Linked DNA regions of Mus musculus: region 2 is linked to region 1. Evidence: chromatin loops called from intact Hi-C (ENCODE). Cell type or tissue: heart. All regions are shown on one strand.

Evidence for each region. Hi-C counts contacts between places; a loop is a spot of excess contacts. Peaks named below come from ENCODE experiments on the same cell type or tissue, not always from the same donor. Only the 100,000 strongest peaks of a DNase experiment are listed, where the experiment ranks them.
Region 2: a loop joins it to region 1, with 2.4 times the contacts of the local background. A loop is called at or near these places in 10 of 42 quality-filtered maps.

The regions. Positions count from the first base shown.
Region 1 is chr12:76,494,909-76,498,908 of GRCm38, reverse strand. No RefSeq gene overlaps it. Among named protein-coding and RNA genes, the nearest start is that of Gm40445, 27 kb to the left of the region's middle. In heart, no CTCF peak of the experiment used is centred here; a DNase peak (open chromatin) is centred at 2,328; H3K4me3 peaks cover 377 bases; H3K27me3 peaks cover 274 bases.
Region 2 is chr12:76,544,882-76,548,881 of GRCm38, reverse strand. The region is part of intron 1 of Plekhg3 (pleckstrin homology domain containing, family G (with RhoGef domain) member 3); the gene reads right to left. It overlaps AI463170 (expressed sequence AI463170), which reads left to right and starts at 957. Exons shown (of 3, transcript NR_046044.1): 1 at 957-1,180; 2 at 1,391-1,506; 3 at 1,711-1,910. In heart, no CTCF peak of the experiment used is centred here; DNase peaks (open chromatin) are centred at 941, 1,081, 1,771 and 2,711; H3K4me3 peaks cover 1,634 bases; H3K27ac peaks cover 1,998 bases.

The DNA.
Region 1 (4,000 bases):
TGGAATGTAAATGAAATCATGGGTTATGGGGCTCTTTATGCTAAGATTTTAAACACACTTCCTTAACTACCCAACTTCCTCCTCTTTATCCACTCAGCCTTCTCTGCCAATTGCTTTATATGGACAAGTCCTGGGACAGTAGCAGCCTCCCGCAAGGCCTGCCTAGACCTATTTGTAAGATGACAGGCCCCACAGAGTATAGCTCTGTGGAGTTAACATTCAATCCTGCAGGTCCTACTCCTCCTTTCCTTCTCCTCCTCCTCCTTTCCTCCTCCTCCTCCTCCTCCTCTTCCTCCTCCTCCTTTCCTTCTCTTTTCCTCCTCCTCCTCCTCCTCCTCCTCCTCCTTTCCTTCTCCTTTCCTCCTCCTCCTCCTCCTCCTCCTCCTCCTTTCCTTCTCCTTTCCTCCTCCTCTTCCTCCTCCTCCTCCTCCTCCTCCTCCTCCTCCTCCTCCTCCTCCTCCTCCTCCTCCTCTTTCCTGAGACAGGGCCTCATATGCCCCAGGTGGCTTTCAATTCATTATATTGCAGAAGATGACTTTGAACTTGTAATCCCCCTAGCTTCCACTCCTGAGTGCTGGTATTTTAGTCATTTACATCACATCCAGTTTTATAGGATGCTGGGAATCCGGCTCAGGGCTTTGTGAGCACAGCTAAGACATATGCCTAGCCCTACATTTTCTTTTCTTCTGGAGGCTTTTCTCTTCGCCTCTGGGAACACAAAAACTCTGCCTTCAGATCAGTGTTGACACCTGCCCCCTCACCCCTGACTCCATCCACCCCAGAAGCTTAGTCCTTAAGGAATGAAATTCATGTACACTACCACTTCCGCTGAGCTTCAAGGCTACCCTCTCATCCGTTTCTCTCCTCATTCTTCACCGTCAGTCATCGTGGTGTCTGTGTCCCCAATATCCAGGGACTTCAAGGCCTGCTCCATCTACTGTAAGCCTGTCAGAAGGCTACACTCCAGGGACGGGTATCCCTGGCTTTCTACCAGAGAGGCAACTTGGTCTCCAAGGGTGGGGCAGAGGTGGGGGTGGGGGTGGGGTGGGGGGAGAAGTGGCAAAGTGTAGAGAATTTAGCTTAGGGATCCTGGCTCCCTCAATGGGAGAACTTTTTCTCAGGGTTATTGACTTCTTGACAGAGAGACCTTAGACTAGTGGTTTTCAACCGTGTCCTAATGCTGCAACCCTTTAACACAGTTCCTCAGATGGTGGTGACCTCCAACCATAAGATAATTTTTGTTGCTACTTCATAACTGTAATTTTGCTAGTTACAAATTATAATGTAGATATCTGATAAGCAGAAGGTCACTCAGTTTTATTGGATGCTAGGAATCCAGCTTAAAGGGTCTTTTGACACCCTACAAAGGGGGCCCAACCTACAGTTTGAGAACCACTGCCTTAGGTCATGTTCAAGTTTTTTTCTTCCCTTTTCTTCCCTTTCCTTTCTTTTCCTTTTCTTTTCTCTTCTTTCCTTTCTTTCTTTTTCCTTTTTTCTTTCTTTCTCCTCCTCCTCCTCTCTTCCTCCTCTTCCTCCTCCTCCTCCTCCACCTTCTTCTTCTTCTTCTTCTTCTTCTTCTTCTTCTTCTTCTTCTTCTTCTTCTTCTTCTTCTTCTTCTTCTTCTTCTTCTTTCTTCTTTGCTTTGAGACAGGGTCTCATGTAGCCTGCTGGGACAACAAAAGCAGAAAACTTTCTCCCAACACTTGTTTGAGACTGGAGACTGAATTTGGAGCCTCAGTTCCTACCAATATTTTCTCTCAAAGAATGTTTCTCTTGATGATGATGATAGTGGTGGTGATGTTTTGGTAATTTTGGGTTTTTGAGACGGGGTTTCTCTGTATAACCTTCTTTGGCTGTCCTGGGACTTTTGCTGAAGACCTGGAACTCATAGAGCTACATTTGCCTCTGTCTCCTGAGCCTTGTGATTAAAGGCAAGCACTGCCACCATTCAACTCTCCTTTTTTTTATTTTTTTGAGACAGGATCTCACTTGGTCACTATGTAGCTCTGGCTGGCCCAGAACTACTATGTACATCAAGTTGGCCTCAAATTCACAGAGATCTGTCTACCTTTACCTCCTAAGGACTGGAATTAAAGGCTTGTGCCACCACATCACACCAGGCCCCAGATCATAGGCCCTAGATCATACTGTTTTAATTTTTACATACTTTATTTATTAATCTTGTGGAGAGGGGAGTGCGGCACGCTCGTGCCAACAAGCCCAGGTTAGTCAGGCTTGGCAGCAGGAGCCTTTACCCTCTGAGCCATCTTGCTGGCCCGAGATCATATTTCAATCTAAAGAGAAAGCATACTCACTATCTGCCTTTCTGGTCGCCCCCTGGGCATTTGCTTTCTTATAAAAGTTTGGAGAAGTCTGAAGGATCAGTCCCAAAGAATGGACAAGCGGCTCACTTCTGCCCCCTAGAGGACATGAAGAAAGAAGCGGGGGAGCTAAATACGTGCTCGGAAATCCTTACAGAAACAAGAATTTAAAACCCTCAATCTAAAGAGAGCATCATTTAGCTCCCGAAAGAGAGGCGGGCTGGAAGCAGGTTATCCGGACCAAGATTAAGAGCATATCAGGGTAAACCGATAACCAGACGGGGACAGCTCACTCCCCACCTCCACCCCTCACACCTTCCTGCTCCCCAGCCCTCATTCCCATCCCCACCTCAAGAGAGTCAAGAGAGGGTTTCTCTATGTAGCTCTGGCTGTCCCGGAAGTCACTCTGTAGACCAGGCTGGCCTCAAACTCAGAGATACCCTGCCTCTGAGTGCTGGGATTAAAGACATGAACCACCACCCGGCCGGAAGCACTCATCTTAACCCGAACCCCAGAGTTTGTTTGTTTGTTTTTTAAGTGTTTGAGGTTTTTGCATGTTTACCATGCGTATGCAGTGTCCATAGAGGTCAGAAGCCAGCATCGGATTCCTGGAACCAGAGCTAAGGACGGTTTGAGTTACAGTGTAGGTGCTGGGAAATGAGTCCTAGTTCTCTGCAAGAACAACAGGTTCTCTCAACCCCGGGAGCTATCTCTCCATCTCTCCAGGCTCTCTGATCCCCAGCACCTTTATACCAGGGCAAGCCTGGGGAACAAACACACATCATTCATGCATCCTACAAAAGCTACCAGAACACCTCTCATCTACACGGTTACTATAGCCTGTGGTGCACTTAACAGAGCTGGGTCTGCGGTCCTTGCTCCAAAGAGGATGGGCCAGTTAGATTATCTCTTTTGAGATACTTGGCTTGCTGATTGAAAAAAGAACCCATTTGCACAATGCCCTGGCAGTCCGGATGCCACCTTGTGCTTGTCGGCTTGATTTCACTTGTTCTGTTGGACCTCAGTTTCCTTGGCTGTAACAGCAGACTGTAGCTCACTAACCTCCTTCCTGCTCTCTGTCTGCAAAGCTTTAACCCCTTCCCTCCCTCCAAGATGGCTGAGGGAAACTTGTCTATGTGCCCTGCCTAGGATGTTGGTCTCCATACCTGTGCAGAGTTATCTCCCCACAAACAGTTCCTGAAAAGCCCAACAGCTGCTGGAACCTGTGCCCTCCCGGTCCCCTAGGCTCTGGGCTCTGGGTATCTCTGTTGCTGGCATTCCCAGCCATGCTGTAGGTCCTTTCTTTTTGCTGCTATCTAGGTTGTAATGTGGATTTTCATTTCACGAGGGAATCCTGGGGGAAAGTACAGTTGACTGAAAAAGGAAAATGTCTAGAAATCCAGAAATCTTGAGATCTGAAATCCATCAGGCCAGGCTTTAAACCCTGGCTCTGTGACTTAATAAGCGTGTGATTTGGAACAAGTTGCCCATGCTGGGCTTGGTTTCTTCATCTACAGAAGGGGCATAAGAAAAATGTCTACATGCTGTGGGAAAGAGGACACCCACATTGTGCCTGCAGACAAGGCGGGTGGTTTGCTTTTTCTCCCCAGACCTCTGGGTTTTTGTAATAACCAGAGGATGTGGGCACACTCCCAAGCATCCTTTCTGCTTGGAATCCC
Region 2 (4,000 bases), 50 kb before region 1:
ACTCACGCACAGAGGGAAGATGCGTGACCCAAAAATCAAGGTGACTCGAAGCAATGTGTAAATTAGGTGTTTCAGGAAGGCAGGAAGAGCTGGGATGTTGTCCAGTTGCTAAAGTGCTTGCCTGAAGGAAAGATTGAGTTTGATAGCTAGTACTACATAAAAACCAGAGGTGGAAACAAAAGACTGGAGGTTCAAAGCTATTCTTAGCTACACAGGGAGTGTGTGTCCAGTTTGGGCTGTATGTGACCTTTCTAGAATGGGGTAGAGGTAGGGTTGAAAGGGACTGTAAGAGCCATCACCCAAACAGCTTAATGCAATTCCTCCTTACCTGAGGCTATTATCCAACAGGGACCACTGAGGTTCCAGTCTTAGCTGGAGGGGAATCTCCCTCTAGGAATAGGGGCTTATAGCTCTCATCTGGGCGGAGGAAGGGTCCATATGAATCTTAACATCAAAGGGATACCCCCCACCCCATCTTTTACCTTTCTTTCCCACACTTGTCAGAAGTGGGGGGTGAGGCTGCCAGCACGGTATCTCCCTCAGTCTTGGCTCCTTCCTAATTCTAAGCATGAGCCTCCAGGTACAGAAACAACCGTACAAGACACGCTCTCTCCTGGACTGATGTAGTTAAAACACCAACTTCCTCCTCCGTGGCTTCTCCACAATCCACCCCTACTTCTGCCCGGGCCTCCACCAGGACCATACGATCCTAGCCCAGAGGCTAGGGGAGTGGCTTTTCCAAGGCAGACCTTAGGGATTTGCACACAAGTGTAAATCCTCACAGACAGGCAGATCGTCAAATCCAGCGCCTCACCCTGCGGTGCCTGCCGCAGCTCTGAAAGCCACTCCACCCACAACACCTGCTCCCATCCCCCAGTCCCTCACACCCTGGCTAAGAGGCCTCAGCCAGACAGGCCTAAAGGAAACTCATCCAACCAGTTTCCAGCAGAGAGAGAGGAAACTTCTCCCTCAGCGAGGAGCACACAAAGACCAGAATTTCGACAGTTCCCTCACCTGTTACCAAACCCCAGAGGCTACAGAGTACACAGGGCACGGCAGCTCCGGTGGCAGTCCACTCCATGAAGAGGGAGGCCTTGACACACAAGAGAAAGAAGTAGTGAAGTCTGAGCAAGGATCTGCCCCCGGCTCCCTGCACCTGCCTCCTAGAGCTACACAGATGGTAGGTGCTGGCTCCACCCGGCCTGACACCCATTAGGGTATCCAGGACCCACTTGTTACCTCCCCTACCAATGGTGCCGCTTGATTTCATCTAGAACAATCAACATCACCACCCCCTGTGGATTCTGGGAAAAAGACACTGTTTTCCCATTATGCATGTGTGTATGTATGCGTGTATGGGGACAGTGTGATCACACAGGACCTTCTCTAGCCACCCATCCGTGAATGTTGAGAGAAGACCTCTGAAGTCCCCAAGCAAAGCACTCCAAAAGCCACAGAGCTGTCTGCGAGTCACATGGCCAAACCTACTGGAAGCACCCAGGCAAGGTAAATAGAAGTCACTTTTCTACACTGAACCCGGTGTGGTCCTCCATTTCTGAACCTCCAGGGGAGCCTCAAAAGCCCTGGGCCACAAGCCTGTGGCTGCTCATGTTCCCCAGAGGTTGCCAGGCGAGGTTCAGAGTCCCAGCTGCACCCCACTCAGCCACCCTTGGCCGGGTCTCAGAGGCTACCTACCGCTTTCCTCAAAAGGGCTCCCATCCCAACACAGAGAGCAGTCCCGGGAAGGTGGCCAGGGACTGGGGAGCGGCATTCTCTCCGGAGTTCGGCAGCCCAGCAGTTAACAGGCTCGGGCTGGGCAAGCAACGAACTGCCACCAACAACCTCGGGAATTAAAGCGCCCGCTGCCTCCTGCTGAAACCTCTTCAATAAACGGTCCTATTCAGAACCAGTTCCGCGTGTGGGTCACACTTGCTGCATTTCTCTCATTCCTGATTGCTGGGGGGCCTTAGCCATGAAAATGTACCTTCCCCGCAAAACTTAGAAGGCTCCGGATGGGGGAGGACCCAGGCCCCAGCCCCAGGAGGTAAGCACCTTGCAGAAGAAGACCACAAATCTCTCCAGAGATTAAGCACATGGGGTACTAAGTGCAGGAAGTCAAACACTGAAGACTCAAACAAAGCCAGATCAGTCAACAACACAACAATACTCCATTTGTGGGGCACCTCCCCCACTCAGGCCCTCGAAGCCTGAGGCTATTAACCCTTCGGTCCTCGAGGCTGCAAGTTGGAAGGTGGGACACAGGTGGACAGCAGAATTATCCCTGCTTTTCTGGTCAGGAACACTGAGGCACAAGCTGTTCCCAGATAGCAAACGAAAATCGCAGGCCACATTTTACGAGGGTGACCCAGGCACCGAGGTGACACATTCGCTATGTAATTTCACAACACCCCCCACCCCCACCCCCGACTCCGACTGGAGGCCATGTGGCTAGCGAGGTGGAAGGCAGGGTTTGCTGGAATCCAGGATTCCTGAGCAAGCCATTCACAAGCAACAGCTCGCCTCCCCCTCCTCACACACAGGACCCAGGAGACTAGATGGAGCCAGAGAGGAATCCACAGTCCCTCATGGGATACCTCCTTTTTTTGTTGCTCTTTTTAAAAGTTAACATTTTGCCGGGGAAAAGTTCCCACACAGTGTGACAACCTCAGAAAGAGGCCCAAACGGAGTCATCTGGGAACCCATAACTCACCCATAGATGCGTCCAGAAAGAAACCACTTGTGAGACCAGCAGAAGAGGCAAACACACAGCAGTGTTCTTCTGCCCACACACTCCGGGGAAGCGGGGTAGTAGTCTGCACACAGCACTCAGTGAGGCACAAGCATCTCGAACTGCTTCTGTGAGTGTCCCGACAATGTACCCCACTTACAACCTCGGACGGCAAGTCCGAGACGTTTGCGCCCTTAGTGTCCTCCAGGTCCCGTCAGTTGTGCTGACAGCTATGTGAGGATTTGCCAGAAGAAGGCTGATGTAAATGAGTGTGTAGGTGATGTGGACACAGATGGTACGTTGTGGGTGACTGTGTTTGAGGAAAGAGGTGTCCTCCTGACAGAGACACTGGTGTAGGCTTGAGAATGAGGGGTTGGGGTACAGCTGACCTGTCCACTGCCTGGCTGTAGCTGATACCACAGAACCAAAGCTGGCCTAACTTCCCAGGAGTTTAATGCTCACTTGGCATATGTGAGACCCCAGAAACCAGTCCCTGTCCTCCACCCCACCCCCCCCCCATGCTCACCACCCAGGAAAGGCAGAGGGTCACTCATGTTTGATCTCAGTATAAATTATAGGCTAGGTGCTGGGGACACAGCGACCAAGCAGCATGAATACAAGACTGTGCTTCTTCTCACTGAACTTAGGTGACAGCAGGGAGGACAGCCACACCAGTAAATAAACAGTATACTTCAGGATGGCACTAAGTGCCATGCAGAAGAAGAAAAGAAGAAAATGGTGTGGTGGGGAAAGGGGGGGTTGTTAGGTAGAAGAGAGCAGGGTGAAGTGTCCACATGACATACACAGTAAAAAGCAGCCAAACAGGCAAGCTGCTCCTCTACCCCACCTCAACCATCCACTTCCACTCACGGCAAGCCCAAACCTACCCATCGCAGAGGAAGCACAGATTTGCACAATAGCTTGCTTTGAAGCACCAGAGCCTTGCTTTGAAGCCTGTCTCTCTACATCCCACGAAGAGAAAAAGCTCAATGCAAAACTTGCAAGAGGCTAGCAAGATGGCTCACGCATTTTTCTCCCAAACCTGTTGACCTGGGACCCACATCGTTCCAGAAGAACCAACTCCCGGTGGTAATCTTCAGACCTCCACATGCAGGCCACAGCATGAGCATACCCACCCCCGCAGACACACACACACACACTCTCTAAATCTTTAAAAAATAATGAGACCTGTTCCTATACAATAATAATAGCAATGAAAAATCTAAAAACGTAATTAAGAAGACAACCCGGAGTAATGAGATGGGTCAGCAG